Linked DNA regions of Mus musculus: region 1 is linked to region 2. The links are chromatin loops, found by intact Hi-C in ENCODE. Cell type or tissue: gastrocnemius. All regions are shown on one strand. Links, peaks and the distances in the headings refer to the core of each region. The heading gives the core; the rest is flanking DNA.

The links. Hi-C counts contacts between places; a loop is a spot of excess contacts. Peaks named below come from ENCODE experiments on the same cell type or tissue, not always from the same donor. Only the 100,000 strongest peaks of a DNase experiment are listed, where the experiment ranks them.
Region 1: a loop joins it to region 2, with 8 times the contacts of the local background. A loop is called at or near these places in 2 of 42 quality-filtered maps.

What each region holds. Positions count from the first base shown.
Region 1 is chr16:44,133,082-44,147,909 of GRCm38, forward strand. Atp6v1a (ATPase, H+ transporting, lysosomal V1 subunit A) reads right to left here and starts at 6,178. Exons shown (of 15, transcript NM_007508.6): 1 at 5,881-6,178. It overlaps Naa50 (N(alpha)-acetyltransferase 50, NatE catalytic subunit), which reads left to right and starts at 6,710. Exons shown (of 5, transcript NM_001347239.1): 1 at 6,710-7,030. The coding sequence starts at 7,023. In gastrocnemius, for the core only: CTCF peaks have their summits at 7,615 (motif pointing right) and 8,516; DNase peaks (open chromatin) are centred at 5,532, 5,977, 6,303, 6,697 and 3 more places; H3K4me3 peaks cover 5,539 bases; H3K27ac peaks cover 6,722 bases.
Region 2 is chr16:44,232,556-44,247,383 of GRCm38, forward strand. Sidt1 (SID1 transmembrane family, member 1) reads right to left here. Exons shown (of 25, transcript NM_198034.3): 22 at 12,778-12,883; 23 at 12,580-12,690; 24 at 10,913-11,026; 25 at 7,625-9,144. The coding sequence ends at 9,082. Among named protein-coding and RNA genes, the nearest start is that of Usf3, 67 kb to the left of the region's middle. In gastrocnemius, for the core only: a CTCF peak has its summit at 10,234 (motif pointing right); a DNase peak (open chromatin) is centred at 5,463; H3K4me3 peaks cover 501 bases; H3K27ac peaks cover 5,920 bases.

The DNA.
Region 1 (14,828 bases), core at 3,916-11,915, 98 kb before region 2:
ATGTATAAATAAAATTTGATTAATATTTTAAATATGTATTTACATTTAAGTTATAGACAAATCGATTCAGTTATGTTTACCACATAAATGTACCTCCCTTCCACACTTAAGACTCACTTTGTCATGATGGGAATTTCCTTATACATTCACATACACACATATTTACATATATATTTGAGACAGGCTCTTATGCACCCCAAGTTGACACTGACATCAGCAGGGAATAAGCTTGGATTTCCGACCTCGCCCCCACTTCCAGATCACAGGCATGTGGCACCATACATGCTTTAAGTGGTGCTGGGGACAAGCCAGAGCTTTAAGCATGCTATGCAACCACTCGGCCTTTCACTTCCATTTCTTAGAAAGTTTTGTACTTATGTATTTAAGCCTAAGAGTACATATACAAATAAATGAATTACTCTGTTATATGAGTAAGCCAAAGCATTTTATAAGATGTTTCATGCAGTTTTAAAATGAAAGAATTATTTCAATGTTTACATTTAGATAAGATTAATAAACTTTAGCTGGACCTGGCTGCACAGGCCAGTGACATCATTACTTGGGAGGGGGAAGTAGAAAACAAGGTTTCCTAGGGATGGAGCATGTTCAAGGTCAGTCTGCACAACTTAGTGGAACCCTGTCTCAAGTGTAAAATGAGACCAGGTGACTTTAATTATACAGCAGAGGCAGGTGGCCCTCTGAGAGTTCAAGGCCACCCAGGTCTATGTAGCTAATTCTAGGACAGCCATAGCCAAATTCTGAGACCCTTTCTCAAAAATGAAAATTTAATCAGAAAATAGCTATAATACACCATTAATAGCTAAATGTTAATGTAAATGGCTATCACCACAGCAACTAAGTTTTTAATGAGCAGATAAAAATAAAGATCTGCTACTCTAAAGATATATCGCCACACACTTATTCACCATATACTACATATATTATATACAGTGCTGTAAATCAAAGACTTTCCCTTTCAGGGAAAAAGAAAAAAAAGGGAATGTGTGAAACATAAATAATCTTCAGAAATTAAATAAAAGGCACTACTGATCACAGATTATTTATCAAGACATATAAAAATGAATGAAAATACACACTATATCAGTTACTCTTATAGTGAACTGACATTAATACAAATATTCAATTATTTCTTAGTAAACTATTTTCCTTACAGTATTTTTGTTATGATTAAAGAAAAACATAAACTCAAAAAGCTGTATTTCAATTATTTTATTTACTTATATTTCCCATTGCAAAACCACTAATCCTTGTGAATCACTAAAGAAGAAAAAAATTCTTACTCTAGTTCATGTCCACACTGTTTCTTATATTGACAAAACTTTAAGAGTGGAAAAATGGTTTCCTAAAAAAAGATTCCATACATTAATGATCATAAACATTAAAAATTTTAATATAAAAGCCTAGTAAACTGTAGCTAGAAGCAAAATGAAGGAATTCTGCTGCTATCTCCCAGCTTCTACTATTGAGCAAGTTTGGAGTCTGTGGGAGTCAGATATGGTGGCACTTGAGCCTGTAGTAGACTGACCAGCCTTAGTCTGGTGCTTTGAAAGCAGTGTGAGTTACAGCATGGCCAGTTTCAAAAAACACACCCAGAAAAGTTCTTTTGGCTCTATTTTTTCATTTCAAATTTTAGTGCATTCATTGTAACAGAACCCTTTTGTGCAAAGAGGGTTGGTTTGCTTTTGCCACTCTTGTAGGACACTGTATGTCTGGGTATGACTGAAGCACGCCAGTACAATTAGTAAGAACTTCTGTTGGTAGGGTGGCATATATCTGTAATTCCAGCACTTAGGGTAGACAGGAAGATGACCATGATGAAGGCTAGCCTCAACCTCCATTAAAAAAAAAAAAGCTTATAATGTATGCACTAAACACTGTATGCCCATAATCTACTTTAATAATACCTGTGGGCTAGATTTAAACAGAAAGAAACTTCATTTTAAGTGCCCAAGGTCAGACAGCTAATGACAGGGAAGCCTAAAACCTAATCCCAGGCCTCTGTGATTGGGAAATCTATTCAGGTAAAGTCTGAATATACTAATTTACACTCACTGCTGTCTAGCTTTGAAACTACTCTCAGATAGATTATTTTTTTTTTTTTTTTTTTTTTTTTTTTTTTTAAAGATTTATTTATTTATTATATGTAAGTACACTGTAGCTGTCTTCAGACACACCAGAAGAGGGAGTCAGATCTCATTACGGATGGTTGTGAGCCACCATGTGGTTGCTGGGATTTGAACTCAGGACCTTTGGAAGAGCAATCGGGTGCTCTTACCTGCTGAGCCATCTCACCAGCCCCTCAGATAGATTATTTAAGGTTGTCTCACCCGATTCAAAATACCGTTTGGGAGGAAAGATTCTCGGTATGGAGCCCTGAAGCTTCTAGCATTGGCCGCACTTAAACAGACATATGACCAAGATGGAGAAGCTGAATGAAGATCCTCTCACTTTAGGGCTGAACCACAGGCCTTACCATTATCAATAAACACAACACACTGTGGAAACAAGTTGGTCACTGTACAAATAAAGTCCATACAAGGTTCTATTCTATTTAGTATTCGGAAAATTGGACTAAAAAGTTAATACTTAGTACACAGCCTTTAAGGAACATAATTTGTAAGAATTAAAGTGGTTTAATTCCCTTGTTAGTCATTCAATGCTTGTTCAATAAACCCATCAGGGACCTCAGAATTTTGTTTGCTTGAACATGGCCTCTTCCATCCACTTCAGCATCCTTGTGCAGAAGACCCAATAGAGACAGGTGGTTCTTTAACTGCAGGGAGGTTTACTAAGGAATACCCGAGCTACCAAACATAGGGTATATGTATAAATAAAGAAATACAAAATATCGGGTAGTAGCCTGAAGGACTGATTGGCTACCAAAGGGGAAGGATACATTTTCACGGATGATGATACCCTGAGAGAGTGCAACTAAGGGAGACCGCAGAGTAAGACATAAAGGGTGTTGGGAGCCCAACTCTTAAATTCTCGCTTTTGTCCCTCCCTCCCTGTCTGTCTGTCTCTCCCCATCTCCATATTCCCCCTCCCCTATGAAACAAGGTCTCACTGTGTAGCCCTGGCTGACCTAGAACCCACTTTGTAGACCAGGTTGACCTTCAACTAAAAGAGCTCTGCCAGACCCAGTGGGGAGATTAAAGGAGTGAGCCATCATACCTACAACCACACAGAAATCTCATTAACTAATATAGTATCAGAAACCCCTCCAGTGCTCAAACCATCTGTGTGTATAGATTGACAAATTCTTCTTTAATAGTTAATCTCTTTAGCTGTTTGGTCACTAATTCCTGCTACTGATCTTCCCGATTCATTAGAAGTTTAAGTTACTGAGTTCCCTAAAATGGAGCAATTAACTGTGAAGTAAAACTGCAGACTCATTGAGCCTCTTTCTTATGAACTTCTTTCTCCTCCACAAATTCTCAGTGCTTTCAAACTGGTTTCCTCTAGCCCAGTTTGGCGCACCTGCACAGAACTGGTCTGGACTTTTAAAACACTTAGGAATTCTGTTTATTTGGTGGAATGTCACATGGGCGTGAAAGCAGAGCCAAATTTTTTTCTCTCCGGAGAGATCAGAGAACCTCACTTTAGAGAAAAACGATGGATAAAATTATATTTCAAGCTGAGGAGATGACTCAGTCGTGAAACTGCATGTTTCGCAAGTATGAAAATCTGAGTTCAGCTACCCAGTGCTCTGTAGAAGTGTAGTACTGTCCCTTTAACCTGGGTGCTCAGGGCAAAAGACAGAAGGATCCCTGGGGTTTAATGGACAGCTAGGCTCCCAGAATCAGTGAGTCCAGGTTCAGTGAGAGAACCTACCTCAAAAGAAGGGGGGTTGAGGTGAGGAGAGCAACAGAGGAAGGCACCTCTGGCCTCTAAGTGCAGGAACACAGACACAAACAAAAAGGTTTGTGTCAACAAGTGAATGGTTCAACCAACTGTGGTGCCATCCATACCACAGAATAATGATTAGCAATGAAAAGAATGAACTCTTTAAGAATCTATATTTATGCTTGTTATATAAACAGATCAATTCCTATTGTCTAGTCTGGATCACAAGCACAAACGGTAATGTGGGCAATGCAAAATCACTTGGGCAATATTGTAGTAAAAAGTATCAAATAGGCCAGTCTTTCTTTTTTGTTTTTTGTTTGTTTGTTTGTTTTGGTTTTTTGAGACAGGGTTTCTCTATATAGCTCTGGCTGTCCAGAAACTCACTTTGTAGACCAGGCTGGCCTCGAACTCAGAAATCCGCCTGCCTCTGCCTCCCGAGTGCTGGGATTAAAGGCATGCACCACTACGACTGGCTTAGGCCAGTCTTTTTATCTTGTTAAATCGTTATGAGTTTAAGGTTTTAGCTTTTAGCTCTCAAAAATAAGAAAATCTGGAAAGGGGGGGGGGGGAGCACCAATCAATGTAAGATAATCATTCCATCTTTTTCCTATTTTTTTTTCTTTCTAGTATGAGGGTTGGACCCAGTACACCAAGCTTACATGGAAGCAAGAACCATATCCCCGAGCCCCCAGCAGAGTTTAAAACAGATTCCTCAATTACATTGCAGAGAACTAAGATTTAACTGAAAATCTTATTTCCCCTAAGAAAATGTATCATTTGGGTTATAAAAGTCAAATCTGTGATTTTGTAAGGCCTTCGGCTTCAAAACAAGGAACGTTCTAAGTTTGTAGCACAAATAAAAGAGTTTAGCCCCAAACTGAAGAACATTCCTTCAGTCAAGTACATTGTTTGAGGTTTAAACATTGGCTACTACGGTGCACATAAAATGGAGTACAAAGGGTTGGGTAACCCTAGGCAAAACCATTTCTGTATTTTCACAAAATATTATGCACTCTCAAGTCTGAGAAGGGTCACTTGAATTTTTTAACAAATGCAAAAGCGAATTAAGAGCACAAGCATTACTTCACAAATTTTAAACTGACTGGGAAGGGCAATTATGTAGGACTTAAAAGAAATGTCAAAAAGGAATGACCCACAGGCAGAAAACATGAAGTCAGTAATGTCTAGACTCGATCTTCTAGTCTTTAAACTATACACACATGGATTTGGATTAATGATGTTTTCAGCCTGATCAGTTTCCGTAAAATTACTTCCCCTTCGGGAAAACCTCGTCACTTTCCCATAAGCTAGTCTGGGTCTCCAGCCCAACAAGGCAACACCACCTTTCATCACCTTCCCAACCAACCGAGACTGTCGCATTACCAACACCCTGTTCTGAGGAGAGTACAACCACCTTCTCTCCGAAAAAAAAGGTGTAAGGCCCGCTCTTACCCTTCCAGTCTCATCTGAAGACTCCCTGAACCTCTGCAAGGATGTCGGCAAACCCTTAGGATCACTGAGAACGCACATTTGTGGGGAAAGCCCTTCAGTGTGACTCTGCAGTGAGGGCCATCTCAGTGACATCCCCTCCCAAGCCTGTCTCACCGGAGACGCCTCTGCCTCCCGGGGTTTTCCTACCATCCGGATCACCCGGGCCATGGCCTTTCCCAAGGAAGGAGTTTAGGGGAATGGGATCCGTCGGTTGTTGCAGACCCCCAAGAAATAGCTAACACAATCCTACCACCTGAATCAGCCCCAAAGGCTCCAAATAGGGAACCATAATGGCCGTACTCGCTCTCAACCCAGGGAAAAGGTGGGCATCATAATCCCTAGTCAATGGACCACGGTGATGGTGAAGGGCCAGGGGTCTAGCAGAAATGAGCTCCTCGCCCGTGCAGGAGGACAACGGAAAGGGAGCCCCAAGCATCCGCAGGCCGCGATTCACACACCCTATCTGCTCTCACCCTGTCAATCGTCCCCACCAGCCACGAGTTACCTGTCGCACCTCACCTGCCCGGGCTCGAAATGCAGAAAGTGTACCTAGACGGGACCCAGAGGCTCTGTCACTGAGAGAGGGGAAGTCTTCAGCTGCAGGAGGCGGGCCAGTCCTAGCTAGTCATGTGTCCTCAAGCCCCACCCCGCTTCCCCTCGCCCGTCACGCCGCGTCTCGCAGGCTTAAATCTTTGCGGACCGCCTTGGATGTGAATGGTTCCGCGACTTCAGAAAAGCGTTAGTTTCTTTTTCTTTTCTTTTTCTTTTTTTTTTTACAATGACGGGGGTTACAGAAACTACAGTACAGAAGACGAGGATGGCAAGGGTTAAAGTGCATTGCTAAGGAAGTGACGCTAAGTCACGCTCTAGGGACCGGAAATGGCCATGAGTCCCGCCTCTAAGGCCCCAGTAAAATCCTGGGCTGGAAGACGTTAAGCCTATCACGTGATTTAAAAAAAAAAAAACCCTGTGAGGTTTGCCTGCTGGAGGATCGCCAAGTTATCCGGACCCATCACTACCTTTTGAATTTAAAACACATTTACTGCAAGTTCCCATGGGCTTTCTTACATTGAGAAGAATCCGTTTTACAAAACCCTATTAGTCGGCCAGAGGGTTTGAAGGTCACTGGAGGGCTAGAAAGGAATCGGGGTGGGGGGCGGGAAAGGCTGATCCTGCTGGCTTGAAAGCGAGAGAAGGGTGGAAAGATCCGGATTTTGCCGCCGGAGCCTACCAAGCCAGATCCCCTAGAGAGTGTCGCAAAGGGTGGGAGGAGCTAGCGGGCCGTAGGCCCGGCCCCTGGAGAGCGGGGGGCGGGGAATCCTGGCGGCGCGGAGCACTGCGCCTGCGCGCGACGCGGCGGCCGCGCCGGCGCGTTGAGGGGCGGGGTGAAAGGTCACAGCGCGGCGGCGGGTCTGGCTGGCGGCAGCTGCGGGCGGGAGCCGAGTGTCCCGAGTGCACGTGTGGAGGAGCGGCGGCGGCGGCAGCGCGGCGGCAGATTTCCCCGCGTCTCCCGGAGCCTCAGGGCCTGGCTTGGCTTCTCAGCCAAAAGACCGGCGTGTGGGGTTGAGTGGTCTGAGCTCAGGGCGCGGGCGGAGAGCTCCGGGCGACGAGGACGACGGCGTTGGCGGCGGCTGTAACGACGGCCTCAGCAGACGGGGAAGATGAAAGGGTGAGGAAGGGCAGCTGGCGGGGGTGTGGGGGGGACCCCGGCGGCCGGGGCCCAGGAGAGGGGCGTGGGTCGATGGACAGGGAGAGCGCTGCGGGGAAGAGACGCGCGCGAAGCCCGGGCGGAGGGTCATGGCCGGGCTTCCCCGGTCCCGCGGCTCCCGGAGGGGGGCGGAGGCTAGGCCGGCTGTTGGCGGGCTGAAGGGCCGACGGAGGCAAGGGCGCGAGTCCACGGTTTCACGTGTGTGCACCGCCTGAGATCACGGGGAGGAGGAATGAGGCGCCCGGGGGCCTCTTCCCGGGAGCGCACCACCGAGCCACCTGAAGGTGCTCCTCCAGATCCGGGAACGGCGCTGTGGCCGCGGGCTTTGACACGTTGCGGGTTTTCTTAAGACTTGTGGGCCGTGCAGAACCTTCTGGAGGGAAAAGGAATTGGAATAAAGAGCACGGGGGATGAGTGCTAGGAGCTAGTGACTCAACGGACTTGGGTTGGGTCAGAGCGAGTGGAGGAAGGCGGGCGGTCGGGAGGGGAGGGGGAATAAACTGGAGCGGTGTAGACTTTGGGGTGCCAAAATGTTTAAGGAAGTAGCCATGGATCAGTAGGTGGAGCTATTGCTTCAGTGGTGTGTGTGTGTGTGTGTGTGTGTGTGTTGCCCCCCCCCTCCAGTGCAAGGAGGAGAGCTGCTGCTTTTGCTCTTCGTTAGCAAAGTTGAGGTTTAATCTTGCAAATCTTCCGTAACATTAGAAGTTATTTTGGTTTAACTGTTCCCGTTTGATAGGAAGTATTTCCTTTCCATTGATTTATATACTGTTACAGTATTTAGCGTCGCGAGTTTTGGAGGTTGCCTTTACTTACAGTCATTAGAAGAAAAAAAAAGAAAGCTTAAACATATTAAACGGTCTTTTCTTTCTAAGTCAGCTGAAAATTATAACTACAGTTTCAGTTAGTTGTTTATTCAACATCGTTTTATGGAGAGCGAAGTAAGTCGTTTCTCCAAACAAGCTTGTTCTGTGTAAAATGAAGGTCCCATACCTCTGAAATGATTCTGAGAAAGTTTTGATTTTAAATCTAAATAGAAAACATTTTTTCTAAACTCTGGTTTGCTTTAAATGTTAGTTTTTCATTCGGTGTTTTTTGGGTTTTATTTTTGGCATTTTTGGGGGGATGTTTGCTCCACCTGAGCCATGATCCAGGATGCTTGGTAATTTTTAAAAATATGATCCAGTTATTTTTAGGAAGTTTTATTTTTCTAGTAGAGTACGACTTTGATGCTGTCATTTTTTTCTACTCATTGCTACACACTCAGAACATACTTGTCATGTTCTGTTATAGTAAAAGCAATGAAGATAACAAGACTAAGAAATTATTCTGGATGTTTAGGTTAAAAATATTGGGTCTAGTTCAATTTCAAGTGTAGGATTAGTCTTTCTGATACTTGACAATAGAAATGGAACCACACCGTGGTGCTGTTGGCAGTCTATTGGAACTTTTATCTAGTATACTCTTGAAGCAATTCTACTTTATTAACTAACTGGAGTTCTTGGAATTGAAGCAAAGTATTCGGTGCTCTGCAAGTACTCTGCCACTGAGCTACGTCCCCAGCACTTTATTTTGAGGTAGAGTCTCACTAAGTTGCTCAGGCTGACGCTGAACTTGGCAACAATCTTCTTGCCTCCCTCAGCCCTTTGAGTTGCTAGTATTACGGGCTTGAGCCACCAGCACCAGCTGGCTCTTTGTATTTAAATAGATATTTAAGTGTAACACGATGGAGGCAGATGCCTAGAAATGCGTTACTGGGCAAACTTGGAATTGTTGAATCCATATTTTAGGCCAGTAGTTAGGCTCAAAATTAAGACTCCTTAAGTAAATTGTTTTATTTTTTTAGGGTTGAGGGCTTAGAATTGGGTTCTGGACTAAACAACTTTTAAGATGATTTCACAGGTATATTTGATTTTTCCCTAACTAACTCCCAATAAGCACGGGACTTAAAATTTTCCTTTCCTTCCTTTTAAGATACTAAAATGAGATCAGGGTATAGTGCAGTTTTACTTTGTTGTTTTGTTTTATTAAGATGTTAATGTCCTTGAGATACAGAACTTGTATAAATGTCTTCTGTATTCAGTCTCCAGACTCTTCATTGGAAAGACTCTATTCCATGAATTTTCTTTGAAGTTTTATTTGCTAAAGTTTTATTGTATATTGAGCTTACCAAACATAGTTAAATAGATGAATCTGAAGTTTAGAAAACTGAAACACCCCCTCCTATGATTTAAATTTTGGGCATTGAAACTTTTTAAGCTTACTTTTAAAAATGTTTTTATTTCATATTTTTTACTTTAGTATTCTTATTAGTAATAGCAACAGGATATCCAGTTGTAAATCATGTATTTTCCTTATCTCCATAGTAGATAATTTTGCAATTAATAACTACTGTATTTTTATGTGCATATCTAGAAAAACGAGAACTACATTATTAGACTATTTGCTCTTTCCAGTGAGGTCTTTTTTTTTTTTTTTATGGACCAAAGACTTGGCTTGAATTTGTGGTTGGTAAGCTGATTTCTTCCCCCCCCCCCCCCCCCCCCCCCCCCGGCAGGGTTTCTCTGTGTAGCCCTGGCTGTCCTGGAACTCACTCTGTAGACCAGGCTAGCCTCAAACTCAGAAATCCACCTGCCTCTGCCTCCCAAATGCTGGGATTAAAGGCGTACGCCACCAAAGCCTAGCTGATTACTTTTTATCTGTTACTCCTCTCTGGGGGTGATGATATTCAGTATGCCACAGACAGCAATGACTGGCCCTGTAATTCGTTGTCAGTGTTATAGAAAATACAACTAAATGCACTTATCCTTCAATTATAATAAAGAGGTACAAATTAGTTTTAATAAAAATGCCTTTAAATAAAATATGAATGCTAAGTGGACCAAAGTAAAGATGAAAAGGTAGGTAGGAATAATATAAATACAGAGCAAAATAAAATGCTGTTGAAACTTGGCCAACTGGGGAACATAAGATTCTATAGTTATAAATGAAGCTTTGTTGATAAATACAAAATAGTCGTTATGTATACTGGGAACAAGCCCAGGAAGTCTTCTGTGTCTTTATCTAGGTGTTTGTTACATAGAAAATAGAGAACAACATTTGTATCTGTGTCTCTTCTCAATCAGGGTGGGGCCCCAAACCTTCAGATCCATCCTTTGCCCTTACTGTTTGCTACTGAGCCTGGATACAAAGTATATCTTGTATACCATTAAAACTTTTTGAAGAAACTGAATAGCAGCAGGTCATATTTTGCTTTTTGTGTAAACCAGAAATTTGTTGTCTGTTGATTGAGATAGCAATCTATTTTTTTTTCCCTCCCTGATATGCGGTTTCTCTGTGTAGCCTTGGCTGTCCTGGAACTCACTCTGTAGACTAGGCTGGCCTTGAACTCAGAAATCTACCTGCTCCTGCCTCCCAAGTGCTGAGATTATTAAAAGTGTGTGCCACCACTGCCCAGCCAGATAACCAAATTTTAGCAAATACCTTATGATGCCTCCTTTGCTGTGTTGAGAGTTTTGAAATATACAATCATGATTTTTTTTAAGTGTATCTTCTAATTGAAGAGGTATCCACTTTGGTGAGTGCGGGGTTGTTACTATAGTGATTTCTTCTTTCCTAAAATGGTGGACAACTTTTAATAAAGCTGCAGCTAATCAATCAATGAATAAATGAATAGGGGTTTCTGTGAGTATCAGTATGAAATTCAGTTGGTAATATGCTTGCCTAGCAAGCATTAAACCCCAACACTGAATAACTGGATATGGTGGTGCACACTGTATTCCCTCCCAGCACATAGAGATCAAAGTATCAAGTTCAAGGTTACATAGTAAATTTAATGCCAGCTTGGAATACATGGGGCACTGTGAGAAAAAGACATTTTCCCTACATGCAAAAATCATCCAAGAGGCTATGGGGTTTTTTTTTCTGCTTTATCATAATTTGCATAGTTCTTATTACAATTTGTAGCCAAGTTTTGGATTATTACAACCTAACTTTTGTCAGTTAAAATCTTATTTTATGAAGCATTGTTTTCCAAAGTCATTGCCTTTGTCAGAACAAACTAATTATTACCTGTCTTAAATTTTACTTTGCTGCTTTATCCTGTAGAAATCTTGATTCTTTTTTTTTTAAATGTAAGTACACTGTAGCTGTCTTCAGACACTCCAGAAGAGGGCATCAGATTTTGTTACGGATGGTTGTGAGCCACCATGTGGTTGCTGGGATTTGAACTCAGGACCTTTGGAAGAGCAGTCAGTGTTCTTATCCGCTGAGCCATCTCTCCAGCTCGAAATCTTGATTCTTGTCCTCCAGGTGTAAAGTATAGCTTTCAACTTAATGGGTTTTGAGGAGGCATCTCTTCAGTTATTCAAATAATTTTTCTTTATCTTTGTTTTAAACCTAGCCTGCAGTACCCAGTATAATACTGCTAGAAGCCTGTAGAACAGTTTTCATTTTAAAAATGGATTGTAGTTTAAAGCTGCAGAATTGTGACTTGGTAGTACTATCACCCAGCCTCCTCCCCCCCCCCCCCCCCCCCCCCCCCCCCCCCGGCTAATTAGTGTTTATCGCCACTGCTGTTCACCCAGCACTTGGGAGGCAGAGGCAGGCGGATCTGTGGATTTTTTTTTTTCAGGACAGCCCAGGCTACACAGTGAAGCCCTGTTTCAATGAACAAACAAAACCCAAACAGATCTCAGTATCTAGCTTACTAGCAGAGTGCTAGTCTTCTCTGGTACAATGATGGAATGCCAGGCACAGTTGGTCATGAGCAGTAAGTACTCTTGTACACCTAAGTAAAATTTAAAGTTGAGTTAAATTTTTTAAAAAAGATTTTTATGTGTATGGATGTTTTGCCTGCATTTATTTCTGTATATTATGTGTGCCTGATGAGGCCAGAAGAGGATGTTGAGGCAGACGTTCTAAACAACTGTGAGCCACATGTGGGTGCCAAGAATCTAACCCAGGTCCTTTGGAAGAGTGCTCTTAACTGCTGAGCCACCGTTTAAATTAAAATTTAAATGTCGGGTTTTTGACATTTTAAAGGATTTTTGACACAAATTGGATATATAGATCAGATTTTATTAAAACTTGATATATGTAAATTTTCCCAGGAATATTAGCATCTGAATTGAAGTATGCTGTAAATAATAGAAGGGAGTTTTAAAGATTTAGTATGAGTCTGGCATGGTGGTATATACCTGTAATCCCATTACTAAGGAGATGAGAGTTAAATATGTGGGTTTATTATATTTCTTTTGGACATTACTATGCTAGGGCCTTAAAGAACAAAGCTGTGTAAAAATATGCTTTAGAATGTAATTCCCAGGTGGTAGGTATTCCTAAATGTTTCAACTTGTGGGCCACATTTAACTTGTCTGTTTATACCTCTGTATTAAAAGATTCTGAGACTGCTCCTGGGTTTTGATGATAAACTCTTGTTTCCAATTACTTCATCTACTGTGGTTGAAGAACACAGCTAGAAATGTGTGTATTTGTATTTTCTGAGCTAGTTCAACCTGAGTTTGCTTCCATTATTCCTCATGTTTGTTGTTGTTTTGTTTTGAGACAGGGTTTCTCTGTGTAGCTCTGGCTGTTCTGGAACTAACTATAGAGATCAGGCTGGCCTTGATCACAGAGATCTACCTGCCTCTGCCTCCCGGGTGCTGGGATTAAAGCATGACTCACTTTGAATTACTAAATACATATACTTAGTAATTCAAATGCTATTACTTCTGATTAAGAATAAACTGTAAACATTTGTTTCCATTACTGTTCTTTACATGTTCTTAAGGGAAAAGTTTGTGCTATAGCAAATGGTTATAAAACTGTCTGATATGTATAGTCCAAAAGGAGTAAATTGTATACATAGTTCTTAAACATGTGATTAAATATTAATATATAATGTTAATATTATATGTAACATTTGTATCCTTAATCTTTTGTGGGCTATTTTCCTAGTAGTGAGGTTTTGGTTTTTGTTTAGGAACAGGGACTCTTGTAGGGCTGGATGAGCCCAGCTGGTCTCAAATTCAGAAAGAACCACTTACTTCTATGTGTCTAGTGTTTGAATTAAAAGGCTTGCCCAATTGATAGTTGTTGTTATTTGGTCTCCCAAAGTAGTTTTTACTGTCAGCAGTGTGCTCTTTTTTTTTTTTTAAGGGTTTTTTTTTTTAAACATTTATTTATTTATTTATTTATCTCATGTAAGTACAGTGTAGCTGTCTTCAGATAAGTACAGTGTAGCTGTCTTCAGAAGAGGGAGTCAGAAGAGGGAGTCAGATCTCATTACGGGGGGGGGGGGGGGGGTGAGCCACCATGTGGTTGCTGGGATTTGAACTTCAAACCTTCGGAAGAACAGTCCGGTGCTCTTACCCACTGAGCCATCTCACCAGCCCAGCAGTGTGCTCTTTAAAGGCAAAACCTGCAAGGGAGAAAATTTTGGGAAAACCTTAAGAAAATTGAAGAAAAGACACTAGCTACCATTTTAGCCAAGAGTGATATAAATTTTGGGTTGTGAACGCCTTTAATTCCTCCAGAGGCAAAAATAGGTGGCTCTCTGAATTAAACTCCAACCTCATCTACAGATGGAGTTTCAGGACAATCAGGGTCACAGAGAAATCCTGTCTTTAAAAAAAAACAAACAAACAAAAATTTTTGTCTGCATGTGCTGTGACTACACATGACTATTTGAAAAATAATAGAAATAACAGTTTTTAAGTAGATTTTGAGTACATATTCACTTTAGTTTTACTTTTCTGATTAAATAATTAGCATTTTCTTTTGATACAAAACTTTTATTTAGTGAAGTTGGACATTTTCTACTTTTAGTGGTCATTTGTATTTCTTGTAACTAGCTTTTTTTTTTTTTAAGATCATGATCTTTATCAACTGCCAAAACTTTAAAAATAAAAATAATGTTCTTGGAAAAAATGTAGTTGAGGGGCTGGAGAGATGGCTCAGTAGTTAAGAGCGCCGACTGCTCTTCCGAAGGTCCGGAGTTCAAATCCCAGCAACCACATGGTGGCTCACAACCATCTGTAACGAAATCTGATGCCCTCTTCTGGAGTGTCTGAAGACAGCTACAGTGTACTTACATATAATAAATAAATCTTTTTTTAAAAAAATGTAGTTGAGCTGGACGGTGGTGGTGCATGCCTTTAGTCCTAGCACTTGGGAGGCAGAGGCAGGCGGATTTCTGAGTTCGAGGACAGCCAGGGCTACACAGAGAAACCCTGTCTTGAAAAAAATCGAAAAAACAAAAAGAAAAAAAGAGAGAGAGAGAGAGAGAAAATGTAGTTGAAACATTCAGATCAGTTTTATGGAGCAAGAAGTTGGAAGCTGAGTCTAGATCAGTATCCATCCATAGGAATGGCTTTATTATATATTATGCAATGCTAAGGTGTTTGATTTGTAAGACTGTACAACTGGGATTTTTGATGTTGCTTGTTTTGAGATTTTGTAGCCTAGGCTGGACTTGATCTTCAGGACCTCTGCCTCTAAGTGCTGGCATTACTGATGTGCCTGCTATACTCTAATCCTGCTGAAGGGTTTTTAAACAGAACAGAAATCAAACTTTTTTTAAAATCCTGATTTATCTATATTTATTGTGATGGCATTCTCTCCTTGCCTCATATTACCTTCTTCCATTAATTATACTTTTCAGAATTCAAGCTGAAATAATGGCTTGAGCTGTCCTGCAAAAGGAAAAGTATGGGAATCATAACATTAAAGAAATGGATTTAATAAGTATTAAAATAGAACA
Region 2 (14,828 bases), core at 2,249-10,248:
TTTTTTTTAAAAAGATTTATTTATTTATTTTACATATGTGAGTATACTGTCACTGTCTTCAGACACACCAGAAGAGGGCATCCCATCGCATTACAGATGGCTCTGAGCCACCATGTAGTTGCTGGGAATTGAACTCAGGACCACTGGAGGAGTGGTCAGTGCTCTTAACCGCTAAACCATCTCTCCAGGCCCCCAATCTATTTATTTGTTTTAAGTCAGAAACCCCACTACATTGTTCCTTTGCTTTCTCCCCATTTTCAGTTTTGTTTTTGAAGCAGTAGACTACCAGTGATAACCTGAGAATGTATAGCATGTGCATTTTCATTAAAAAGGAGAGTCTTTCATTCTTCAGCTCTTTGCTAAGTGTAATCACTGCTTTGAAACACACGCAGTCGTCCTTGCGTGAGTCCTGCTGTTCCAGTTTGGAGAGCCCAACCTTTCCAGAACTTTACTTTCATTGGCTGACTCTCCAAATGGCCTCGTAGGTTCATTGTAACCTGGGTTTCTGTAACAACTACTTATCTTCTGAGCGTCATGCTTTCTGTTAATAAGCTCAGATGTTCAGTAGTCATATAGTCCCAGGCTGTGTGTCTTGCGTGTGTAGAAACACACCCAGAGAATGGTTAGATCTTCCCCCATGGTACAATTTGTGCCTGGTCTGACCTGAGTCACACCTTACTGACTGGAAATTCAGGTTTCTGCAGCAGTCCTTCACCTAATGAACAGTGTTTGCACTAAGCATCAGTTTCTCTACGTGGAAAATGGGTAGGGTATCAGGATCTGATTCAGTGATCTGTACTCTCGCGTCAGGGTGCCTAAGGGATGGATGCTGTCTGAATCATCTGTTCTGCTGCCATTTCGGCTCTGGGGTGGAGTCAGGAGTGGAGACATCAGTTCCAGTGCCTAGTTCCAGTAGTGCTGGAGCAAACTCCAGCCGCATATTTGTTCTGTAGCAGGAGAGGACCTGGCAATGGCCAAGGCAAGGAGGCGTGGCTTTTGTTTATTTGATGATGAATTAAGATGCTCCCAACCCAAATATCCCCCTTTCTAAAAGCTTTGCTCGCTGCTGGCACTGAATGTGGGCATTTCGTTTTTCTTATGAAATGATTGATGTCTAATCCACAGCATCTCTTATGTGTTAACATCTCCCTGTTTATTTGAAAAGACAGATGCTTTCTTGTGGGCATGATATTCCAAGCTGGGAGAAGCCAATGGACATCTGCTTGTCTGTTAGTCTGCATATGATATATCATTTTTTATTCTTCTGTAAGAAGTTCTTTTGGAGCCTTGGTTGGCCTAGAACTTGCTGTGTCACTAGGGTGTCTTAGAGTTTCTATTGTTGGGAACCAGGGTGGAAACGCTTTCTTCAGCTCACAGCTCCAGATCGTAAAGTCCATCGCTGGAGAAAGTCAGGACAGGAACTCAAGCAGGAACCTGTAATCTGGAAGCAGGAGCTGATGCAGAGGTCATGAAGGGGCGCTGCTTACAGGCTTGCTTTGCATAGCTTTCTTAGAGAACCCAGGACTGTCTGTCTGCCCAGGGATAGCACCACTCACAATGGGCTGGGCCCTCTTCCATTGATCACTAATTGAGAAAATGCCATACAGCTGCATCTCATGGAGGCATTTCCTCAACGGAGGTGCCTTTTCCTCTGTTGACTCTAGCTTGTGTCAAGTTGACACACAAACCAGCCAGTATACAAGTATAACCTTGAACCCCTTTTCCCAGTGCTGTGGCCTGAACCCCAGTGATTGTTATGCAAATGCTCTACGGCTGAGCTAAAATCTATAACTCTTCAACTTTGAACTTTCTTTCCCATCCTTCAACCTCTCAAATGGGATCATAGTATGTACCCACCCTGCCCATTTTATGCAGTACCGGGGCTCAAACCCAGGGCTCCATGCATACTAAACAAGCACTCTAACACCTGAGCTACATCTCCAGCCCTACATATGGTATTTTAAAATACCACCTGGGGTAGTTGCAGGTCTCTATGCTCAGCTCAGAGGATCCCGAGGGCTTGCCTTTCTTTTCACTTTTGTCTACCTAACAAATTGGACCTGGAGAGATGGCTCAGCAGTTAAGAGCACTGGCTGCTCTTCCAAAGGACCTGGTTTAATCGCTAGCACCCAGGTTCAATTCCCAGCATCCACATAGCAGCTCACAGCTGTCTGTAAGTACAGTTACAGGGGATCCGACACTCTCACACAGACACATAGATAGACATGCAGGCACAACAGCAAACAATTTTCAAAGATCTACCTAACATGTTAAAACCTCAGCACCAACAGTCTGCTCTTCTTCCTTTGGTCCAGCCACTCTTTCCTAACATTTATATAGTGTTCTCACTAAATGGCAGTCTGCAAACTCTCCATTACTGGTCACAACACTACTGTGCACTGCTGTCCAGGAAGTTATGCCATTTTCTTCCCTTGTATGTTACCTCTTCATTTTGTTACCCTGAAAGCAATTGAGTTTCCCTCCGTGTCCAGTCTTCACTTGTGTACTCTCAAGGGCTAATCTTGGTTGTCAACTTGACCGCATCTGGAGAAAACTATGAACTCAAACAGTTGACCATGCTTGTGCTGTCAGAAGACCCACACTTCTGGTGGCAGCCCACAGAAAAGGGCATGGAAGAAGGGAGACTTTGCTTTTTGCTTGCTCACTTCACTCTCACTGGCAAGTTCATCTGTCCTGTTCCTGGGACTTTCCTTCTCTGGTGTTAGAATCCATTTCTTTGGGATTCCAATGTAGACTGAAGACTCTCTAGGGCTATTCCAGGATTCCAGCTCCAGATTTGGGCTGTGGAGACTTCCAGTCTCAAGGACTGAACAACTACCAGATTCTTGGTCTTTCTGTCTTGAGAGAGCCATTGTTGTACCACTTGGATTATAGCCTATAAGCCACCCTCATAGATTTCTCTCTCTCTCTCTCTCTCTCTCTCTCTCTCTCTCTCTCTCACACACACACACACACACACACACACACACACACACTTCTCATATGTGTGCTTGTATTCTATTCAGTTTGCTCCCTTTGAGAACCCTGTCTAATACACGTGCCTTCTTGGAATATCTTAGGCTGAAATCTTACCTGTGTTCCTCCCCATTAGGCAGTCAGCAAAAAAAAGTGCTACTGGCTGAGATTTTATGGATGTAGTTTCAGAACTGGGGAAAAGCCAGGAGGACTATGAGTTGAAGACTAGCCTGGGCTACATCATGGAAGTCATTCATGGAGGGGAAAAAAAGGAAAGGAAAGGAAACCATGACTGTTTGAGACAACTTTCAACCAGGTTTTCCATTCATCTTCCAGTTGAGTGTTTGTTATTTTCCTTCTCTGTAGCATTCCATTCATGATCTTTTATGTTATTTTAACACTTGAAGGTCAACTGGAATTTCTCAGGCATATCTGGAGCCATTTTTAGTGCAAACTTTATGTCTTTAAGATTTCTCATTCTTTAAAATCTCCCTTCATCTTCTTCCCATCCACCCCATCCTACCACCACAGGATCTCAACATGTAGCTAAGAATGGCTGCCATGTATTGGCACCATTTGAAAGTATTAGAAGGATTAGAAGGTGTGGTCTTGTTGGAGGAAGTATGTCATTAGGGGTGGGTTTTCCAGGCCCAGGGTCTGTTTCCTCTCCCCTGATTCTCTGCCTGTGGAGCCAGATGTAGCTTTTAGCTACTGCTCCAGCACCCACCTGTATGCTACCATGCTCCCAGCCATGATAATAACAGACTAAACCTCTGACACTGTAAACAAGCCTCCAGTTAAATGCTTTCTATTATAAGAATTGGTCATGATGTCTCTTCACAGCAACAGAACAGTGACTGAGACAAATGCTAAGAATTCTATGAAGCCACTCTATTCTTTTACTCTTTGTTTGCTTATAATAAACACATGGTAATCATTTGTTTCTGATCTGTCTTCTCCTTTGGATTATAGAGCACAGGATATAAAAGTCTGTATGTCTTTTGCCCTGGTTCTTCCCACTGCACAGTCCAAATATTTTCCAGTTATTGAGTGAAGTGAATAGAGGAGTTGTAGGAAGAAAGTAAAGGGCAATGTGCCCCCTAAAAAGAAGATTACTCCGAAAGTTGTCCTGTGTTCTAGAAGCAGAGTAAAGAAGACAAAATCCACCCTCTTCATGGAAGAGGCCTGCCTGGTACCAGGTGAGAGTTTGCATACGCAGTGTAATAAAATCCACAAAGTGCACATCGGACTCTTTGATGGCATTTCACTATCCTAAAATAAGATACTTTGAATCATTTTAGATAACCTTTTGTGTAAAGGACTGAAAGTTTTATTTATAAAGAATATCAAGATTTAGCATAAGGGGGCCCAGAGTAAGATATATAGAACTGAATACCTGATTTCTCTTTTCCTTTTGTGATGTACTTAGAGATGGGCCACACACCCTTTATTTAGCTCTTGACTAAAGTGTAGTGTTGCTTAAAGGCCAATGTGGTTAACCATTGTTTATATCCAGTGAAGCTGATGAGCCCTGGGTCACAGAGACTTCACAGAAGCCAAAGGCTATAGGCTAGAAGTGAGGAATTTCTTTTTTGAGTGTGTATACATGTGTATGGTGGTGGGGTATACCATGAGGTGCCTGAGACAGTTACCCACAGAGGTGTGAAGAGGGTATCTGATCTCCCTGGATCTGAAATTACAGATAGATATAAACTGCCCTGCATGAGTGCTGGGTGTGGAGATGCATTATTATAAAAGCATCTCTTATATTCTAAGAGATGAACTTTTGTTGGAACTTATAACCAGAGTTAATAATACACTAGAGAGTCACTTAAAGCTAAATACGTCTATCTTGTTTTGTACTTAGCCTGCCTGCCTTTCTGAGACCAATGTGACAACAATCCTTACTTCCTTGGATTTTCCATATAATCGGTCAGCCTCTACATCCTAAGCTAATGTATAGCTATAATCTTATGTGATGTACTCTCCCATGCCCCTGACCCAGAGTAACACGTGTGTATGTGCATGTTCGAGTAATAAAAGTTAGAAGTTGCAAATAGTTTGAAAGAAACCTTATAAAACAAATATCCAACATAAAAGTTGAAGGTAACGTTCAGATATTGCTTGGTAGCATTTGTTTGTTACTTATCTGGTTCAGTTGGTGTGAGTGACTTAATCTTGTAAAACACTATTAAAGATTTCTATAGTAGTAGACGCCCATCCAAATTAAAACCGTTACTATAGTGTTCTACTCTAAAAGCTCTGGGATGCTTGCTAAGTTTGCCTGAATTCGTATGTGTTAACGACAGAGGACACTCAGCTTTGTTGACTATGGTGACTTAATAGGGAGGAGATGTTCGTATCTTGTCTCCTCTGAGCAGCGAAAGAAAGCAAAGGAAGCAACATGGTCTCCTTCTCTTCCATGTGGAATCACAGTGAGCCAGGCTTGGCCAGCTTCAGGCTGAGCAAACCATCTGCATGCTGTGTTCTTTCTTCCTTTTGCCAGGAGATGAGTCACTGTGGCTGACTTGACACTTGTCTTTTGTTCTAGGGCCTTTTTGGGTACCTGAGAGGTTGAGGCTCCCTCCCTCCAGGCAGAGCCTCCAGCTTGCCCGCTGGTGGGAGCCCTGAGCTGATGGGTAAGAGTGTGGGGTACACTACACATAGCAGTCACCAGATTCCAGTGGTGTCAGGAACTGTAAAAGAGAAAACTGAAGCTTTCTCTTCTTGGAGATACAGGGTGGAGATGGCTGATGCTGTTTTTAGCCAGACTCTGCACTAAGTCCCAACTTTGGAAGCATTAAAGATTTTCAGTTGGGATCAAGAGAAAAATGCAGTGGTGGACGGCAAGGAGGAGCCTAGGGATTGGAGAGATGATGATCTCAGCCTCGCCTCTGAAGGTCCAGAGACCTCCCAACCCTGGGGTCTCCAGCAGATGAGAGCAGGAGACATGGAGACTGCCAGGGAGGATCTGAGAGAAGAGACCTGGGGACACTTGAAGGCTCTGTTATTGTCCACATCCCTGTGGGTGTTAGAAAGTGAGTCCTGAGGACCATCTTTGTGCCGATAACACATGTTCCTGGGTCCTTACCATTCTGTGAGCCGTGCACAGTGCTGTGCAGCTACACAGAGAATCGGAGTTCCCACAGCTTAACTGGGGTCACCCAGCCAGTAGGCTGACATTCACAGACTAAAGGCCTGACTCTGTGGTCTCTCTTAGGCTTGACTGTTGCTTTCACACACACACACACACACACACACACACACACACACACACACACACATACAAAAGTCTCTTAGCTGCTGCCTTTCCTCCCACAGTTTCAGACAGGGTGCCTGTCACTCAGAAGGAGAAACATTTGAGTATCACTTGATGTGCTGACACATGCATTCTGCAAACACACAGAACGTTCTGCAGGCTGCCCGGAGTTAGCAGGAAAGCAGCTGCAACTGTTTTCATCCCCAGTTGCTGGCTCAGGGATTGCCTTTAGTCATGGAAAGTCCCTTCCCCAGATAGACTCCAGTTTTCCACCGGCTCCTCTTGAACCAGGCTAAAATAAAACCAGGCGAATCTCCCAGGCATCCAGCGCGAACAGGTGCAGCTGCCGCCCCAGTGTTTGTCAGAGGTGGGAAGGTCTCGTATTTTACAGGCACAGCCTCGCTCCTCTGGCTGTTGCATCTCTGTTCCACTCCAACTGAGCAGCTCTCTTTACCTCTGCGAGTCCTCAGCCAAGACTGTCCACACTTCACAGTTAGCTTCGCCTCTGCTTTTAAGAGGCAAAGGGCAGAAACTTGATGGAGAGTTAGCACAGGCATGGAGGGAGGAGGGTGTGTGTGTGTGTGTGTGTGTGTGTGTGTGTGTGTGTGTGTGTGTTAGATCCTGAGGCTCCCATGGCCCTCCTCTAACCCAGCACTCACTCTAATGTCCCAGATGAAGCACACTGATGTCCAACCATAAGACCTGTGCAGTAGAAAGAACCAGCAACATGTGACTTAGAAGGTCTATTTTTAAAGGCAGGTTTGGTCTGGGGTTCTTTAGCCTGCTACAAAGAACAGAAATGAGCAGGACATGTGAATATTACAGCCCAGGACACCACAGAGCACTGGGACACAGAGGCACAGTCACCCTCCCTTCTTCCCTCCTCATGGGGCCCTTTCTGTTTTCCTGTTTCCATTGCCTCTCTGCCCACAAACAAATTTCCAAGACAGATACGTGTGCCTTTATATTTATCTGCTCAGGCCACGGGACTGTGTGGATGGACGTTACTGTTCATATTTTCCTTAGTGGGTCCATTTAGGATGCCAAACCAGGAGGACTGCTTTGAAAGAATCAGCTCAAGGCAGCCATAAGCAACCAGATTTGAACGTTTTCTGTTTTGCTTTGAGACAGGGTCTCACTTTATAGACCAGATTAGCCTTGAACTTATAGACCCACCTGCCTCTGCCTGTGCTGGGATTAAGGGCATGAGCCACAAAACCTCACTTGTTTGGAACTTTTTTTTTTTAAAGATGTTTGACTAGGACAACCATCTAATTGATAGCCTTCATATGACCCATGGAGGCCAACAAGTTTTTGAAATAACGAAGAATAATAGAAAACAAATTGCGAACGAGAGAGCATTCTAGGAAGAAAGACGGCACAAAATTATTCATGGAAATTATCTTTGAATTTTTAAAACCAGGAGAAGCTTGCTGTTCAAACGTCCAAAACACATATTTGAACACAGATATTTGAAAGAAAGAATGATAGTTTTTCAAAAAGAGGCCTGCCCCATCCACTTCCTTACTAAATGCTCAAGAGAGCACAGGTGAGGAGTAACTTCGATTTCACAAGCAAGTAGGCATGTGTGCACACACTTATATGTCTATTTTCTGATGACATCATACTCCACACAACCAGGAAGCCTGATCAAAATGGGGCTTCTCCTCGAGTTTGCCAGGTGGCATGAGAGAAGAAAGCTCGAACATTGCGCTTTTTTGTTTTTTGTTTTTTCTTTTACATCCTCCTGGGAACAGAGAATGGGATCCTGTAAGAGGTGATTAGTCATGACCTCTGTGACTCATCCAGTTGTGGGGGGAGGGAGGAGCACGTGCCCATCCTGAGTTACTGCTGGGAACTTTGGGCAGATAGTCGGGAACCCTGATCTGCGTAAGTGACAGGTTCAGGTGTGGAGGACAGCAGGGTAATCCCGGGAAAAGGCTATAATGGGCATAGATTGAGCTGTGTGTCTGGGGACCACCAAGCACGGTTGCTTTTTTGCTCCAGGATCCAGAGTCACTGAGGTGAATGCTGCCTGTCTAATGCTCAGCCACTAAGCGCTGTCCATCACTTCCACTGCTGTGGAAAGCATTTTCTCCATCTGTGTCCATCTTGGAGCTGTTAGAAGTCTAGGGAGAAAGAGGGACCTTCTAAGAAGGCCGCATCAGAGTGCAGAGTCAGCATCCAACAGTGAGATGAAGACCTGAAGAAGCAGGTAATCACCCAGGCCTTGGATCCACAAACGTTCAGAAGTGTGCATGTCTACATCCCATCCCAGAGCATTCCCAGCCCTGCCAGGAATTCCGCATTCCTTCTGAAGAGGTGACTTAGCTTGACTTACTAGAATGTCTGTCTCCAGTTGGGTGGGGACTTGGTCCCACTTCTGCACCGTATTCTGAGGAGTTCGGTCCCCTAAGAGGCCGGGGAAGAATTCGATGGTGCTTTGGCCTTCTATAGCAGCAGGTGTCTCAGAGGTGTGGAAGTGGCCACACTGAAGGTTCTAGGTGGGAGGTCTGAGTAGCTGGTTTCTCTGGTCAATATCTATGAGGATGGGAGGGGCCAGGTGGAGAAGCTGGCCTGATGCAGCTTGTGTCTAGACTGAACTCTACGTTGCAAACAGAGGTTCTTGAGCCTCCAGACTATGTCTCTGTGCGCAACAGGGCATCCCTTCTACCATTCTTGAGGTTTAGTTCAGTCCCAAGCTCTTCCTGTGTGAATTCAGACACCCTTGACTCCCTCCAGGCAGGTGGAGCGTCTGGCAGTGGGCAAGCTGCTACACTCACCGTGTTTTCCACAAAACAGCACCAAGGTGGGTTGCTCCGTCTTCCCCCTGTGATGCTGGGTGCTCAGAAGACAGGGATCTGGTCTCTCCGGACCACATCCAGGTCATCATCCAGGGTCAACAGCACCTGGAGTGAGAGGGTTGGAGATGGGAAGAGAACATCCGTGAAAGGATCTTAAACAGGAAGAAGGCACATGAGATAGAACACAGTCTATTTCACAATTGTATCTGTGAAGGTTGGGAGCTCAGGCCAGAGGATGGTAAAATACTTGGGTAAGTGTCCTGGATGGTGACTAAGGGAAATGAAGTATAGCAATCGCTGTACAAGAAGAGAGGGAGGAAGAATTTTAGAATACAACCCACAGGATCAACTAAGCAGGGATCATAGGAGCTCCCAGAGGTTATCAACAATCACAGACAGACCCTGTACGGGTATGAGCTAGGTCTTCCATATATGGTTCTTCTTTTGTTGTTTTTTGTTTTCCGAGACAGGGTTTCTCTTTATAGCTCTGGCTGTGTCCTGGAACTCACTTTGTAGACCAGGCTGGCCTCGAACTCAGAAATCCGCCTGCCTCTGCCTCTCGAGCGCTGGGATTAAAGGCGTGCGCCACCACTGCGCCCGGCCCATATATGGTTCTTGTAGGGCCACTAACAAGGGTTTGGGTGTCTCTGACTCTTTTGTGTGCTTGGGACGCCTTTCCTCCTACTGTGTCACATAGTTCAGCCTTGATATGAAGGTTTGTGCCTATTTTTATGTAACTTATTATTCCTTGTCCAGGTAACATCCCTGGGAAGCATGCTCTTTTTTGGGGGGTGGGGGTGGGGATAGAGGAGGAGTGGATCTAGGGGAGGAGGAGGGAGGAAGGATGGACTGGGAGGAGTGGGGGAAGGGGAAACTGCAGTTGGGATGTAATTTATGTAAAGAAAAAATTAAAATAAAAAGGAAGTAAGGGAGAAGGGGAAGTAGGAGGTAGGGAGGGAAGGGGAAGGGAGGAAGAGGGAGAGGGAGAGGGAGAGGGAGAGGGAGAGGGAGAGGGAGAGGGAGAGGGAGAGGGAGAGGGAGAGGGAGAGGGAGAGGGAGAGGGAGAGGGAGAGGGAGAGGGAGAGAGCACTTCAATTCCCACCCTACACAGAACCACTAGCTCCATTTTGTTATCTTTTGTCCCCCTATGGGAAAAGTCCAAGGGTCAGAGAGATTGGCTGAACTTTCCACACTGGCCACTAGAGGGAAGCCATGCTCTGCTTTTGTGTGATTGCATGGTTGGCCTCAGAGGGCTTGAAGCCATCTTGCAGTGACAACCCAGTTATCACCCCAGCCTGTGTTCAGGCACCACAGACATTTAATTAGGGGGAGGGGGAGGACTAAATGCTGACGGTGGTCATCTTCTAGAAGCATGTCTACTCATGGATACTGGGAAGGGGCACAGCAAACTACAGGGACCCTAGATTTGGAACATGCTCATTAGGTGGCTTCTCTGGGAACTTAATCTTCACAAAATCCATAGTGAGACGACTGGAGGAAGGGAAGGAAGAGAGTCTATTATGAAAAGGAGGAAGTCCACGGATGAATTAGTGAGTGCCCTAAGTGGTTCCTGGGGGAATTCTGAGCATTTAAATCCAATAACCAACTCCATCCAAGGGCACTGTGCAACTTAAGGAAAAGAGTTTGGTCACTCTGTGTGTCCAAACATTGAAAAGTAGAGGAAAATGAAAGTTATGATATCACACAAGGTTACAGTAAAACAAAACAAAACAAAACAAAAAACCAAAACCACGAGATGGTGAGTGCATTGACTTGCAATGAAGAACTGCAGGAAATAACCAGAAGGAATAAAGGTTCGAGGAGCAGAAGGGAACTGTGAGACTTAAGACAGGGGGAGACCCAGCTGACTCACCAGGAATGAGAAAAACAGGGCAGTCGCAGAGAGGAAGTGCCAGATGTCATGGTCATCAAAGAAATCCAGCAGGACACACTCACGGTTCTTCTCCCGGGATTCTGCAGGGGTCCCCTGTGGGGAAAGTGCGACAGATATAGGCAAGAATCCCATGGTTTGAGTATTTCAGGGTTTGGTTTTGAGGAAGCTACAAAAATCCTACTAAGCGCCCAGAAAGTCAGCTTTCAAGGATTGTGCATACAGTAGCTCAAAGCAACGTTTATTATAACAATGTGTATAATAGTTCCAGAATGGAGATAACTCAAATGTCCATCAAGAGATGAACGGACTGGTTACACGTACTGTACTGTGTCCCGCAGGGCAAGACTTTTCAGTAATTAGAGGACATGTTGATGCAGGGCCACTCCATGGAGGACCTAGACACTGTTACACTGTACTCTGCATGGATAAAACCAGGCTCAGGGGCACATGGTATGTGGGTCTACCTCTGGGAGAGTGGTCCTCAACTTGTTAGTCAGGACTCCTTTGGGGCTGGGGGTGGGGTCATACATCAGATCTTTCATATCAGCTATGGATATCATAATTCATAACTAGCAAAATTACAGTTATGAAGAAGCAACAAGATAATTTTATGGTCAGGGCTCACCACATCATGAGGAACTGTGTTAAAAGGTCGCAGCATTAGGAAGCTTGGGGACCACTGCTTTAGGAAATGCCCAGACTGACCACTCTATAGCCATAGAAGGCGGGGTAATGGCTGGCAAGTGCTACTACTTCAAGAAGAAACAAAATGGCTGCTCACTAGTTTTCTTTCTGGGGTCATACAACTGTTCTAAAATCAGATGTGCTGATGCTGTGGTAGAGTTGAGACTTCACGCATGTGCTTCAGACACAGCACTGGTTTTATGAGACATCAGCTTTCCTGCCTACAAGACAGACATAGAACCCTGCCCTGCTCTGCCCTGCTCCACCCCTGCATTTGATGGATGACGACTATGATGAGAGAGACCGTGACAATATGGTAATCAAGTGTTAAATATCTTCTGCAAACAGACTGTAGGAGACAGTGAAGAAGATGTTTGTGGCATCTACAGGGCTTTCAAGTTGATGTAGCATGACCTCAGTAAGGTCACTTGCTGACTAAGTGTGCTCATTAAACCTTCTCTCTTCTGAAGAAGCTGTGAATTTAGATAATGGGGAAACATAAGAAGCAAAAGAGCAAGAGAGGGAGGAAGGTACAAAAGGCATGATGAAGCAAGAACTGCCGAGAGAGAGAGAGCGAGAGAGAGAGAGAGAGAGAGAGAGAGAGAGAGAGAGAGAGGAAGAAGAAGAAGAAGAAGAAGAAGAAGAAGAAGAAGAAGAAGAAGAAGAAGAAGAGAAGGAGGAGGAGGAGGAGAAAGAGGAAGAAGAAGAGGAGGAGAAAGAGGAAGAGGAGAAAGAGGAGAAAGAGGAGAAAGAGGAGAAAGGAAGAAGAGGAGGAAGAGGAAGTGGAGGAGAAGGAGGAGGAGGAAGAGGAAGTGGAGGGGAAGGAGGAGAAGAAGAGAGAGAGAAAGAAGGAGAAGGAGGAGGAGAAGGATAAGAAGACGAGAGGGAGACGGAGAGGGAGAAGAAGAGGGAGAGGAAGGGAGGAAGGGAGGAAGGGAGGAAGGAAGGAGCAGGGCTCTTACCTCCCAGCTGCTGAGGTTCTGGAAGAAGAAGTACAGTGCCGCAGCCCACACCACGGCAGTGGCCGCGATGCAGAAGACTGGTAGCGGGAGGACTTTCTCAGAGCTTCGAAGCTGTGGAGAGATGGAAACCACTGAAGCTGGAGCCTCAGCTGCCGGCAGGCCCCTGGTGCGGCCAGCTCCTCGCGCACGAGTGCTCACCTTCATGATGATGTAGAAAGCCAAGTACAGCAGCAGGTTGCAGATGAAGATGCCCAGCATGTAGGAGGCAAAGTCCCTGGGCCGGTAGATCAATCCAAAGAAGGCACTGTGGATGCGGATAGAGTGTTAGCAGAAGGTAAAAGGGGGTACCACGAGTGGATCCTTAACCACTGCTGGGGCGTTCACTGATAACACACTTTTAAATATAGGCCTGCATTGTTTCATGGCAGGGCTACATTCTGAGAAATGCACAGCAGGTGGGTGTGGTATTGTGTGAACATCTAGAATGCATTTACACAAGTCAAGATGGCCACCATGTTGTTTGGCCACATCATCTTTTAGGACCACCGTGTACACGTGGTCCTCTGGTAATTGAAATGTCTTTAGATGCTGAGTGACAATTATACAACTTAATGAATGATAAAACTTTTAATTTATTATATTCACTTCTAGTGGGTTCACAAAGTTCTTATAAGATGTGAAGAGCCATCTTTCCTTTCTGAGTAAAATTGTTTTCCCAGAATCCTTTAGTTTTTTTCATGAGTATAAACAGCACTGTTGGGGATAAGTGAACACTTGGGATAGACCACATTTGCTTACATTTAAGATTATTAGTTAGAGCTGTGAGATGGCTCAGTGGTTGAAAGCACTGACTGCTCTTCCAGAGGTCCCGAGTTCAAATCCCAGAAACTACATGATGGCTTACAACCATCTGTAATGGGATCCAGTGCCCTCTTCTGTTGTGTCTGAAGACAGCCACAGTGTACTCACATATAAAATAAATCCTTGGGAAAAAATTATGAGTTCATCAGACACGATTGCAGCAAGTATGATTACCCTAGTAATTGGCTTGACAGATGTTATGAGTTTACGCAACTGTCCATATTTAATTTAGCACCAATGTTTATTCTGTCTGAAGGTTAACTTTAAATTTGTTTTAAAATTCTATTCAGTATAACAAAATATTTGTAACCTGTCTTCTCCAAGACAGGGTTTCTCTGTGTATTCCTGGCTGACCTAAAACTTGCTCTATAGACCAGGCTGGCCTCTGCCTTCCAAGTGTTGAGATTAAAGGCCCATGTCACCATACCTGGTATGGCATGTAACTCTTCTTCATCTCCTTATTTAAAGGATTTTTTCCTGTTTAAAAATAATATACGTTTAAAACCCACAGTGTGATGGATCATGTATACTGGTAATCCTAGCACTTTGGAAGCTGAGGCAGGAGGACTGCCATAAGTTTGAGGCTATCCTGGGCTACACAGTAAGGGCCAGATATGTCAGGACTAGATAGCAAGACCCTGTCTCAAGAAAAGCGAACATAGCATAAAACAAAACAATTGTATCTTGATTTTAGGGAACAAAAATTAATAATTGAAAAGTAGGGTTTTATCAAACTAAAAAGCTTCTACACAGAATACAGTTCACAGAGTGAAGATGAGAGAAAATGGTTGCCAGCAATACCGGATTGATTATTTTGGGTTAAAATCTGTCCTGGGTAGTTGTTTTTAGTTAGTTAGTTTTGTCATCTTGACATAAGATAGGGCTATTTGGGAAGAGGAACCTCAATTGAGAAAACAATTCCATCAGGTTGGCCTGTAGGCAAGTCTGTAGGGCATTTTATTGATCAATTCTTGTGAAAGGGCCCAGCCCACTGTGGGTGGTGTCATTCCCTAGGCAGATGGTCCTGGGCTGTATAAGAAAGCAGGCTGAGTAATCCAGTAAGCAGTGTTCCTCCATGCAGCTGCTTCAGTTTCTGCCTCCAGGTTCCTGCCTTTAGTTCCTGTTAGTTCCTGTTAGTTCCTGTTATGACTTCCCTTCATGATGGATGACAACTGTGATCTGAAAGGAAACCTTCCCTGCTTTTTGTCATCGGGTTTAGCACATCAACAAGAAAGAAAAAGAAACAAAATACAAAGAATTCATATAACAATAACACAAAAGGAAAGTAATACAACTTAAAACTGGGCAGATGAGGTTTGGCTTTTAGGGTAAAGTGCTTGTTGCACAAGCATGAGGACCCGAGTTCTGATCCCCAGGCATGGCAGAGC